Linked DNA regions of Homo sapiens: regions 1 and 3 are each linked to region 2. A link is a contact called in ENCODE Hi-C or POLR2A ChIA-PET data. All regions are on one chromosome and are shown on one strand. The core of a region is the stretch at or near the end of the contact, and the rest is flanking DNA. Distances in the headings are between cores, read along the strand shown. Region 1 holds the start of MDH2 (malate dehydrogenase 2). Region 2 holds the start of EIF4H (eukaryotic translation initiation factor 4H). Region 3 holds the start of POR (cytochrome p450 oxidoreductase).

Region 1 (4,112 bases), core at 642-3,141, 1.9 Mb after region 2:
CTGGAGTTGAATGTTCCATTGAGAAACACCTACTCTTCCAGCATGTCTCAGCTTATCTGCTGTGTGTGTGTGTGTGTGTGTGTGTGTGTGTGTGTGTGTGTGTGTGTGTGTGTGTGTGTGTGTGTGCGCGCGCGCGCGCGCGCGCTTTTGAGCCGGAGTTTAGCTCTTATCACCCAGGATGGAGTACAATGGCACAATCTTGGCTCACAGCAACCTCCACCTCCTGGGTTCAAGGGATTCTCCTGCCTCAGCCTCCTGAGTAGCTGGGACTACAGGCACACGCCACCATGCCCAGCCAATTTTTGTATATTTAGTAGAGATGGGGTTTCGCCACATTAGCCAGTCTGGTCTCAAACTCCTGACCTCAGGTGATCTGCCCGCCTTGACCTCCCAAAGTGCTGGGATTACAGGCATAAGCCACCACACCCGGCTTTTTTTTTTTTTTTTTTTGAGACAGAGTCTTTCTCCGTCGCCCAAGCTGGAGTACAGTGGGGTTATCTCGGCTCACTGCAACCTCCCTCCACCTCCCGGGTTCAAGCGATTCTCCTGCCTCAGCCTCCGGAGTAGTTGGGGCTACAGGTGTACACCACCACGCTGGGCTAATTTTTGTATTTTTAGTAGAGATGGGGTTTCACCATGTTAGCCAGGCTGGTCATGAACTCCTGGCCTCAAGTGATCGGCCCGCCTCAGCCTCCCAGAGTGCTGGGATTACAGGCATGAGCCACCTTGCCTGGGGGTGTTGTTTAATTTTAAAAATATGTATCAGGCCGGGCGCGGTGGCTCACGCCTGTAATCTCAGCACTTTGGGAGGCCGAGGCGGGTGGATCACGAGGTCAGGAGTTCGAGACCAGCCTGACCAACGTGGTGAAACCCCGTCTCTACTAAAAAAAAAATACAAAAAATTAGCCAGGTGTAGTGGTGCGCTAATCCCAGCTACTCAGGAGAATGAGGCAGGAGAACCACTTGAACCTGACAGGCAGAGGTTGCAGTGAGCCAAGATCGCGCCACTGCACTCCAGCCTGGGCTAGAGAGACTCCGTCTCAAAAAAATAAATAAATTCATACATTTAAGTAATAAACTCATTGTGAGCAAGGAATTCTACTCGACTTTCTGTCTGCGTAAACTCTACAAATCCACTTGGCCTCAGCCACAGTGTCTTTATTCGTAAAGCAGAAACAGTGGGACCGTCAGAGCACTGCCGGGCAGGCGAGAGAAGACAGGAACTGTATGACCACGGAAGTTGTTGTCCCTACAACCTATTTGCTCATCTGGAACACAGAATAGTGGTCCTCTAAAGCTTGCAGGGCTGGAGGTCGCCATTATCAGCAGTGGTGTCACTAAACCTGAACCCAAGGGTCTCTGCAACTTGGGAAACGACGGCCCGGATCTGAGGAGATGGCCCCTTCCTCCCACCCCGCCTAAGGACTCTCAGCCTCCCTGACCCTACCTTTCCGGAGCTCAGAGTCCCCTCTGGCCTCCAAGGGCAGAAGGAATGGGTTTGGCTGAGGTCGGGGGCTCGGGTCTGGGACGCGCTCCACCTCCCCGGCTGCGCGACTATGGCCAGGCTCCCTGTCGGAGCCTCTGCCTGGGGCCCCACCTGGAAAAATGGCTCCTCTAAGGCGCTTCCAGCCTAAAGCCCGTCCTCTTCCACCTCTTGGGTGCAGACTGGCCCTCCCACTCCGACCGCAGGTCCCCCACCGGCCACACAGACGGCTACGCTAGAACCCAGCCAAACACCGGGGTTGCCAGGATGGTCCCACAGCTTTCCTTTCCGACTCCCGGAAGTGGCCGTGATCTCACGAGATCCCGGAGGCGAGCGCGACCGGAAGTCCGGTCACTCTCGCGAGGCCCCAGAGAGCAGGCGCTGGGCAGTGTGGAGGTCGTTGGAGTCACTTCCCCGTCACCAGCTCCTGTGCCTGCCAGTCGGTGCCCCTCCCGCTCCAGCCATGCTCTCCGCCCTCGCCCGGCCTGCCAGCGCTGCTCTCCGCCGCAGCTTCAGCACCTCGGCCCAGGTAGGCCAGACGAGGGGCGGCCTGCAGGCGGAGGCCCCCCGGCCCGGGCCACGTGCGTCCCCGGTTCGCGGGCAGCTCTGACCCTCTCCAGGCCAGCCTGGACCGCAGGGATGCCCGGCACTGGCTGGAGACTGTGGCGCCCGGGGCAGGCCCTGACACTGGCCTGGAGGTGCGGGGGAGAAAGCCGGGGAAAAGGGGGCGAGGTAGTCCCGCTCCAGGGCCGGTCCATTTGTCAGGGTTCCCCCAGGTCTCCCAGATTTCCCAGAGGACCTGCTCTTGGCTTGCACGCCTTCAAGGTTGGGAAACCAGGGCTCTGCATCTGAAAGTAAACTTACGTTTTTTTCTGCAGCGTTCCATTGCTTTGACGTAGCTAATCTCCTTGCAGCATCCGTGTGAGTTGTGCGTGAATAAAAGAAATCGTATACTTCCTAATTCCATAGTATGGACAAACCGAGGCTAGAGAACTGGGCCAGGGTTACAGTCATTTGGCCAGAGGATTAGAATTCAGCGCTTCTGACCTGAAGACGGCTTCCTCTTAACCTTTTTGGAGGATCTCTCCTGCTGTGGGCGGACTGAGCCTGCCGCCAGGTGTCTTAACAGTGCTTGACTTGGCCCGCGACCACTTAAGCCTAGGAGCCTAGGCTATTTTTAGCCATCTTCTAGAATGGTGGTTCTTAAACTCTGCAGTGTGTCAGAATCACCAGAAAGCTAATAAAAAACAGACGTCTGGGTTCATTGAAGAAGCTTAAGACTGCGGGGGGGGGGGGGGGGGTCCGCATTTTTACCAGGTGAATCTAATTAAACCTAATTTTGAGAACCCAGGAGGTGCTCGCATTGCCTTTTAATTACGACGCCCAAGAGGGAGGTAATTTTAAAGGGGAATCCAAATTTATCATCGAAGTTCTCGAGTTTCCTGTACATCCAGTTCATTTGAAAAATAAATACAAATGCTCCTGGATTGATGGCTACTTCCCATACCCATCGCAAGTTGGTAATATCCTAAGTCAAAAGGCGAGTTTAACTTTGTGTATTTTCAACTTGCAATGGGTTCCCACAGGCAACCCCATTGTAAGTTGAATGTACCAAATGCTTTTGCGCTGCGGTGAAGTGGGGGCCCAGCTGTATACAGATAAGTACATTAAGTACCTGTGCTTGCCAACAACTATGCTGGGTGCTGCAGGGGATACCAAGATAAGTGAGAAGTGACACTTGATATGGGACAGGAATGAGTAAACTTAGGACAGGTGGAAGCGATGAAGGTCTTAGGGAATGAGTAAACTTAGGACAGGTGGAGGCGATGAAGGTCTTAGGGAATGAGTAAACAGGACAGGAGGGATGAGGTGTGGGGGAGGGGCAGCCAACCAAAGAGAGGACAGGGGTGTCCAGGGAGAGGTTGAGTTTTGGTAGGACCTTCAGATATCCGACATATTTATTGAGCTAGGTACTGGAAATACAGCGGTGAACAAAACACAGAAGTCCCTGCTCTCACGGAAATTACTAGATATTTTACTTATTGCCCCACTCATTATAAAGTATCTTAAAATAGTGATGAACATGCAAGAAAAATGGGGATTGTAGGGTGCTTGTGTTAGGGAAGAGGGTACCAATTTTATTTACTTTTTTTGATGCAGTGCCTCGCCCTGTCGACAGGCTGGAGTGCAGTGGCGTGATCTCGGTTCACTGCAGCCTCCACCTCCCAGGTTGGAGCGATTCTCCTGCCTCAGCCTCCCGAATAGCTGGGACTACAGGCGCGCACCACCGTGCCCAGCTAATTTTTGTGTTTTTAGTAGAGATGGGGTTTCACCATGTTGGCCAGGATGGACCTGACAGAGTCCCACTCTGTTGCCCAGGATGGAGTGCAGTGGCGCCATCTTGGCTCACTGCAACCAACTCTTGGGCTCAAGCTATCCTCCTGCCTCATCCTCCCGAGTAGGTGGGAATCACAGGCAAGGGCTACGACAGCTGGGTAATTTTTGTAGTTTTAGTAGAGATGGGGTTTCACCATGTTGGCCAGGCTGGTCTCAAACTCCTGGCCTTAAGTGATCCACCCTCCTTGGCCTCCCAAAGTGCTGGGATTACAGGCGTGAGCCACCACTCCCA
Region 2 (3,867 bases), core at 345-2,844:
ACACTATTAACTCATGAATTGATAATGCTCTGTCCATCTTAACACTGCTATGAAGGAGAAGATACTCAAATATAAAAGTTGGCAGGGCACAGTGGCTCATGCTTGTAATTCCAGCACTTTAGGAGGCAGAGGCAGGAGGACTACTTAAAAGCCAGTAGATCGAGACAAACCTGGGCAACATAGTGAGACTCTGTCTCTACAAATAAATGTTTTACAAAGCAAATTAGAGCCAGGCACGGTGGCTCATGCCTGTAATCCCAGCACTTTGGGAGGCCAAGGCGGGTGGATCTCAGTTCAAGACCAGCCTGGGCAACATGGTGAAACGCTGTCTCTACTAAAAATACAAAAATTAACTGGGTGTGGTGGTGCACGTCTGTCACCCCAGTTACTCGGGAGACAGAGGCAGGAGAATTGCTTGAACCGAGGAGGTGGAGGTTGCAGTGAGATGAGATTGCGCCACTGCACTCCAACCTGATTCTCCATCTCAAAAAAAAAAAAAAAAAAATGCAAATTAGGCGAGGTACTGCCCGCCTATAGTCCTAGCTACTCCAGAGGCTAAGGCGGCAGGATGGCATGAGCCCAAGAGGTCAAGGCTGCCGTGAGCTACCACTGTTCCACCGCAGTCCAGCCTGGGCGACAGAGCGAGACCCTGTCTCAACAACGAACCAATAAATACATAATAAAAAGTAATGGTTAAGCGGAAGATACCTAGGTACACATCACAACAAAATTCTATGAGGTTCTTTCAAAGTGTGCTTAGATAATTAAGGTTTGTCAACATCGTGGCATCCACAATTACTACCATCTCAATCACAAACCTGGAAATTTACCCGTGTAATTAATTCCCACTGCATAACCATGTTTTGTTATTGCTAGATGATGGAATCCACAACAGTATCCAATTCTTTTTCCAAGGCAACGACTTCTGCAAAAAACCGAGATGTGCAGTCTCTCTTGCTAAGTCACCGATCACCTATACTCTCTCCTCTCAAAACCCCCCAATACCCAGGCAGCGAGTAAGCCCTGGAAGGCAGGATTCGTGTCTGCATCCCACCGCCTCGCACCCCCTTCCGGGGCATCCTCATCGTGTGGCCAGCTCCTGCCTGGAGAAGGAGGTGGCCTTTACTTGGGTGTCACCCGGGGACCACTTGGGGGTCCAAGCGGGACAGGCCTCCGAGGTCCCCGCCATGTATGGAGGCCGAAAGGCAGCGTCCCAGGCGAACTGGAGAGGGAGTTCCCCCCAGCTCTCCAGGTCACCTCCCGCCGACGGACGGAAAGGCCGGCGCGCACGGGCGTGGTGCGGCGGGGATAGGAGGCAGCCACGGGCGCACCCCAGGGCCAGCACATAATGGGCCGCGTAGGCCGGGCAGGCGTCCAGCTGGGACGCCGCCGCACCACGTGGGCTGCAGAGCGCACGGGGCAGGCAGCTGCCGGTGGGCCCAGGGCCGGGCGCTGCGCGGCCAGCGTCCGTGCGTGCGTGCGCGCGCGCGCGTGCGCGTGCCTGCGTCCAAGGGATTTGCGATCAGGCGGCGCGGCGGACAGCCCCGGCGGCGGGGCGGGGGGAGTTATATTGCGGGGTCCTTCCTCGCTCACCCTGGTTCCTCTCGGAGCGGAGACGGCAAATGGCGGACTTCGACACCTACGACGATCGGGCCTACAGCAGCTTCGGCGGCGGCAGAGGGTGAGGCGGGCGTGCGCGGGCCCCGTCGGGGGCTGCGGGACCGGCGGAGTCGGGGCCGTCAGGGTGGCGGCCGTCCTGCGCTCAGCCGGGGCGGCGGGAGGCGGGGGCCCGCGGAGGCCTAGGAGCGGCGCCTGGAGGGCCGGGGCCTGGAAATGGCGCGCTCGGAGACGGGGCGGCGGCGGCTGGGCTCCCGGGGTCTTGCTTGCGGGGCGGATCCCTTCCACTGCCTCCCGCCAACGACAACGTGTTGGTTTTTGCCCTGCCTTGGCCGCGGCGGCGCCGATGCCCGGAGACGAGCGCCCGCTTCCAGCCCCATCCCCCCTACGGTAGGACCAGTGCGGGGCTGAGCTGTGGCGCTGGGGTACGGGCCACACGGCCTGCCCCGCTCCGGTCCCGGCCTCTTTCGCGGCCCTCTGTTGCCTGCCCGCCTTGCAGGCCCCTGGCCCCTTCGCCACGAGGCCGGCCGACTGGGGAAGGTCGGCAGCCAAGAGGGGCGATTCCCTTCCCCTTACGTGTGAGGCAGGGATTTGGCGGCTCTGGCCCGGGGATGGTACGACTCCTTGCGGGCGGGGGGAGACCAAGGAGATAAATCCATCGTAGCTTCTTTGTATTAATCTTTCTTGGGTCACAGTGCCTTGACAGGTGCTACGTGCTCTTTGGCACAATTTCATTTCTCCTTGGTTTCTCGCTCTGATCTGGAGAAGGAACCGCATTTAGCGTCGTCCTGATTGTTGTCAAATGCAGACAACTATGTATAATTGAAACACTTTGCTTAAAAGAAACATCTTTGAATAGAGAGCTCATGGTGTTTAATTCCAGGACTCTGCACTTTTTTTTATTTTATTTTTTAAATACAAGTTGCCTCGTTAGAATATAGGCTATGAACATCTTGCTGTTTGTCAAGGACACACTTGGGCTTTGTGTTTTCTTGCAGAAAGGATTACTTTCCCAGGATAACACCACAATAATACACACTGAGGTGTTCAGTCTCCTGGGTTGCAGTCCAAAAGTATCTTTGTTTGGTAAAGAATGATCACTTTTAATACCTTGGTTTGGGAACGGCTCAGACAAAAGCTTGTTTCGGGGCAGGAGTGTAGCTAATGTTCATGATACTGTAACGTGGAAGTGTGCCGGTGTAGGTGGAGCTATTGTCATTCCAAAGAACATTTTATTTGCTAATAAAAAAAGAAGTAAATGTTGGATGACATGAAATTATCGCCTTTGGGTTAGGTTTCTAAACATCAAATTTGTTCTCAAGTCATTTCGAAATTTAATAACTAGGGTTTTTTTTTTTTTCCTAGTTCCAAAAAACGTTCACAGAAGTACCCAGAAAAATTCTTCTTAAACAGCGTGGTCAATTTAAGTTTTAGTTGCATTGGGACTACAATAAGGTGACCTTATTAAACTGAGTGTGGGGATTTAAAAAAATTTCCTTCAGACACATTTGCCAGCTCTTCTGGTGTCAAATTTTGACATTTGGGGGTGCCAGGAACAATCAGAAGTAAAATTCTATTAAGATGCTATTAATTTCAAATCTCCACAGCAGATGAAAATATTAGCCATTTGCCCCAGGTGTACTCCAAAAACTGATAGGAGAGTTTCCTAGGTAGCACTGTGCATCACTTGAACTTCCTAATAGAAAGTCTCTTTACTGTTAAGCATCTTCTATGTCTCACTTACTTGGAATTTTCTATTTGGCTTCATATTAATGTGAAACTACATAAAGTATTGCTACTTTCAGAAGTAGTTTTAAAAACTTGTTGGTGAATTTACATATTCATTTATACATGTGTATTCTTTTTTTTTTTTTTTGAGATGGAGTTTCACTCTTGTTGCCCAAGCTGGAGTGCAATGGTGTGATCTCGGCTCACTGCAACCTCCACCTCCCGGGTTTAAGCGATTCTCCTGCCTCAGCCTCCCAAAGTGCTGGGATTACAGGCATTAGCCACCGCGCCCGGCCTCAATTATTTTAATTATGTCCACATGAACAAATGTCACTGCTTTACAATGCTTAAGCATCATAGAAGATTGCCACCTATGGAAAGCAGTTTTAACACTGCATTGTTTGGTACTTGTGTAGGCACCTTCTCCCTTGTCTAAAATGCCTCAGACAGGCTCGTACATCTCACCTCTGAATTACTTGGGTCACAGGTGAAAGAAATGGTAGGCCTAAAATGAACAGTTAT
Region 3 (4,036 bases), core at 572-3,071, 1.7 Mb after region 2:
GTGGGAGGACTGCTTGAGGTCTGGAGTTTGAGACCAGCCTGGGAAACATGGCAAAACACCATCTCTACAAAAAAATTTCAATCAACTTTCTTTAAAATGAAAAATAAAAATACAAAAATTAGCCAGTTGTGGTGGCGCATGCCTGTAATTCCAGCTACTAGGGAGGCTGAGGCAGGAGGATCACCTGAGCCCAGGAGGTCGAGGCTGCATCCCAGCCTCAGCGACAAAGGGAGACCCTGTTTCAAAAAATAAGTAACATATATGTTATTATATAATATATATTATTTATATAATATATAAATATAACAAATATAACATTTATATAATATATAAATGTTATATTTATGTATTATTTTATAAATTAACTTTTTTTTTTTTGTGAGACGGAGTGTCACTCTGTCGGCCACACTGGAGTGCAGTGGTGTGAACTGGGCTCACTGCAACCTCTGCCTCCGGGGTTCAAGTGGGTCTCCTGCCTCAGTCTCCCCAGTAGGTGGGATTACAGGCACCCGCCACCATGCCCAGCTAATTTTTGTATTTTTAGTAGAGACGGGGTTTTGCCATGTTGGTCAGGCTGGTCTCGAACTCCTGACCTCAGGTGATCCGCCCACCTCAGCCTACCAAAGTTCTGGGATTACAGGCGTGAGCCACCGTGCCTGGGCTATTTTTAAAAGATGGAGAAGGGGCTCTGAGAGAAGTGAGTTGCACAGTGTTGCAAAAGGAATTCACAGCACAGCTAGTAATAATAGTAGTAGTAGTAATAATAACAATGGCGATGAGAACACTTAGTAATGCCGTGCTCTAAATCCTTTAGGAACAAAGGTTATACCACTTAATCTTCATGACCCTGTAAAGTAGAAACCATAGCAGGAGGCAGAGGTGGGCTTCACTCCCCAACCAAGGCTGCCAGACTTTTCAAACCCCAGAAGCTCTCTGTATCCCCCCACTCCTCTTCCATCCAGGGCTTGCCTCCTGCTTGGTCACTTCCCACCCCCAACAGGCCGGCCTTCAAAAGCGAGCTCTAGGCAGCGTGTGGGACCTCACGCCTGTAATCGCAGCGCTTTGAGAGGCCGAGGAGGGAGGATCACTTGAGACCAGTTCGAGACCAACCTGGGCATCATAGCGAGACCGCATCTCTGCAAATAAAATAAAATAAAATTAGCTAGGTGTGGTGGCGCGCCTGTAGTCCCAGCTACTGGGAGGCTGAAGTGGGAGAATCGCCTGAGCACAGGAGTTGAAGGCTGCAGTGAGCTGTGACTGCACCACTGCAATCCAGCCTGGGCGACAGAACGAGACCCTGTCTCTAAAAACAAACGCGCGCCCTCCGCCGTCAGGCTGGATGGAGGGAACCCAGGGAGACGACTTGGGCCTGAAGCCTCGCCAATTTCAGGTGAGGAAACAGGGCCGTGGAGGAGACAATGTGGCGATCACAAGCAAGCGGCGGCCCGAAGGAGGAGGCTAGACCGGCGGGCGCACAGCCACAGTTCTGCAGTGATCCCCGGGAAGGTGGGCAGCCGGCCCGGTGACCTGCAGGGTCCGAGCTGTAGAAGCCGCAGCCGCCGTCTCCAGGCGACTCCGCCACCCCCGGAACCACGCACTTTCATTTCTCTGCCGGGCGACCCAGCCGAGCCGCGAGGGGGCGTGGCCGGGCCGGGCCGTACCAAGAGCGCAAATTTGCAGGGGGAAGCGCGGGGCTCCGGGAATGCACGCGCGGCTCGAGTGGGCGGGGCGGCGGCCCAATGGCCACGCCCCCACCCCCGCGGCCGGCGAAGGCGGTGGTAGCGCCTCAGTGGTGTGGGCCTGAGCCCTGCCCAGGTGCCCGCAGAGAGCAGCCGGGCTGCCAGCGGTGAGTGCTATCTTTCGCGGCGACGGCGGGGTGGGTGAGGTCGGGCCCCAAGACTCGGGGTTTGCCGGGCGCCTCAGTTCACCGCGGCCGCCTGGCTCTCTGCGTCGGGGTGGGCCCTCGGGCCTGGGCACTGCGCGTCTGGCCCGACGCTCGGGCGGAAGGCATGGCTCCCACCCCGGCCCTCCTCCGCGTCGCCCTTCCCCTAGAGCTGATCTCCCGCGGCGGCCTGAGGGTCGACTTTTCCACAGCTTGGGCCGAGAGAGCCCGGCAGGCCCTCGGCTGAGGGTTAGGGCTCGGTATCTCAGGGCTCGGGGTCCAGTCCCCGCGCCGCCGCCCCCCACGGGCTAAGCCACTTTAACTCTCCGAGCCTCAGTTTCCCCATCTGTACGATGAATGGGCCTCGGGAGGCAGCGAATTCTGGGGGTACCTAACGTGAGAGGCGCTCGATGCATGCTCATGGGACCCGAATCTAACCCTGCAGCATCAGGTGGGCTGAGTCGATGGATCACGGGAGCCCCCCAGCCCGGCCTGCATCCCTGAGGGCAGTGCCCCTCGCAGTCAGGTGTCTCGGCGGCCCCCACAACACAGGTACCCGGATCTCCTGGGGGAGCCGGGACACCCTTAGATCGGGGGAGCAATTGGGTAAGAGTTCAAGGTCTCTTGGGCGCCAGGGGGAGGAGAGTAGAGGTTTCAGTGAGCTTGATTGACTTCGACTTTCTGCGTATTGTTTTTCAAAACGAGTTACCCTTGTGTAAACTGGTGACCACTAATAAGGAGTTTGGGGCTGTTTCAATGAAAGTGGCTGTCTCCTCTCTTAAACCCTTAAAGCTGCAGCCTTGCCTTGCCTTGCCTCTGAGCTTGGCCAAGCTGGAGAATGATGCCAGCACAAAAGGAGACAGGACTGGACTGGGTGGCCCTGGTTTGATTCTTGGCAAGCAAGATACCTCCTGGAGCCTCCGTTTTCTGATCAGTGGGTCTGGTAGTAAGACAGCCACCCTGCTCTCCCCACAGGGTTGAGATTCTGAGGATCAAGACAGGGTCCCAGAGAGTGGCATCGAGAACTTTAATCCTCCTTGTAAGCAGAACGTTTATGGAACCCTCTGGGGGATCCAGTATCCCCACCGTTGTTCACTGCTGTAATTCCTTGGGTCTTGCTTTATGGAGAAGGCATTGATTCATTAACCATTTGCAAGTTCTACCTACGGAAATCCCTTTTGAGTGGTTATGGGGTTGGCTTGGTCAGGAGAACAGCTCCAAAGGCCCAGTTAGTAAACCAGGGAACCCAGAAAGGTCCACTTCCTTTTTTTTGGGAGGAGGGCTGTTTTAGGAGTTCTTATTTTCCTTTTAAGAGAGTGGTTTTTGAGCTACTTATGACCTTCATGCCATCTAATGTTGGAAACTTTCGCTGAGCAGATAGCTTATTATAAAAAGTATTTGTACAACATCCGCATTTCAGAGAATGGGATGCTAGCTGCCAGTTGCGTGGTGGTGTGGAAACTTAGGAGTGATCTTAATTTTCCAAAATTCTTCAGGTCTAGCACTTGAAGAAATAATAGGTAGATTTGAAATGAAACAACCCAGGGATATTCCTGAAAACAGCAGCATTGACCGCAGCCAATGTAAATCAGGTGTGGATCGTCCTGGGTAGTAGGAGTTTATAAATGCCACAGAGGATGTTTGCTGCCAGACATACCTGAATTTTAGGACCTGCTGTTGGTTAACTCTGGGTTGATCCACCCTTAACCCCTTGAAAATCAGAATCTGTGTTAGGTAAGTCTGTGTATGATTAGGAGACAGGCCAATTGAAATCAAAACTGCTTGGCAAATCCAGAACATTTACTCGTGAAGTCCATGGAACATTTCAAGTTAAAAATAATTTAGCTTTTAAGTAACTTTTTTTTTTTTGTGAGACAGGTCTCACTCTGTCGTGCAGGCTGGAGTGCAGTGGCGCAATCATAGCTCACTGCAGCCTCAACCTCCAGGATTCAAGCAATCCTCCCTCCTCAGCCTCCCAAGTAGTTGGGAGTACAGGCACGCACCACCACACCCAGCTAATTTTTTAAATGTTTTTTAGAGATTTGGTTTGCCATGTTGCCCAGGCTGGTCTCGAATTCTGGGGTTCAAGTGGTCCTCCTGCTTTGACCTCCTAAAGTGCTGAGATTACAGGTGTGAGCCACCGTTCCTGGCTTT

Evidence for each region. Hi-C counts contacts between places; a loop is a spot of excess contacts on that map. ChIA-PET counts read pairs that join two places held with the same protein, here RNA polymerase II (POLR2A). Pooled maps may share reads with other maps.
Region 1: a pooled map shows a loop between it and region 2 (10-fold over the local background). The contact joins the promoter of MDH2 here to the promoter of EIF4H in region 2. A Hi-C loop is called at or near these places in 7 of 50 pooled maps.
Region 3: a loop to region 2 is called in a map of naive thymus-derived CD4-positive, alpha-beta T cell, with 16 times the contacts of the local background. The contact joins the promoter of POR here to the promoter of EIF4H in region 2. A Hi-C loop is called at or near these places in 1 of 168 maps with a recorded cell type or tissue (naive thymus-derived CD4-positive, alpha-beta T cell) and 7 of 50 pooled maps. POLR2A ChIA-PET finds 5 or more read pairs at or near these places in 1 of 52 experiments (CD4-positive, alpha-beta T cell).

The regions. Positions count from the first base shown.
Region 1 is chr7:76,046,215-76,050,326 of GRCh38, forward strand. MDH2 (malate dehydrogenase 2) reads left to right here and starts at 1,892. Exons shown (of 9, transcript NM_005918.4): 1 at 1,892-2,012. The coding sequence starts at 1,947. It overlaps STYXL1 (serine/threonine/tyrosine interacting like 1), which reads right to left and starts at 1,786. Exons shown (of 9, transcript NM_001317785.2): 1 at 1,448-1,786. RefSeq lists enhancers at 1,259-2,041, 1,487-1,576, 1,687-1,766, 2,042-2,823 and a silencer at 2,017-2,176.
Region 2 is chr7:74,172,762-74,176,628 of GRCh38, forward strand. EIF4H (eukaryotic translation initiation factor 4H) reads left to right here and starts at 1,595. Exons shown (of 7, transcript NM_022170.2): 1 at 1,595-1,681. The coding sequence starts at 1,623. RefSeq lists a silencer at 1,346-1,855 and enhancers at 1,358-1,652, 1,634-2,147, 2,148-2,660.
Region 3 is chr7:75,913,334-75,917,369 of GRCh38, forward strand. POR (cytochrome p450 oxidoreductase) reads left to right here and starts at 1,822. Exons shown (of 16, transcript NM_001395413.1): 1 at 1,822-1,846. MIR4651 (microRNA 4651) reads left to right here and starts at 1,864; the gene lies at 1,864-1,936. LOC124901680 (a long non-coding RNA gene) reads left to right here. Exons shown (of 2, transcript XR_007060393.1): 2 at 963-1,161. RefSeq lists an enhancer at 1,230-1,279 and a silencer at 1,540-2,029.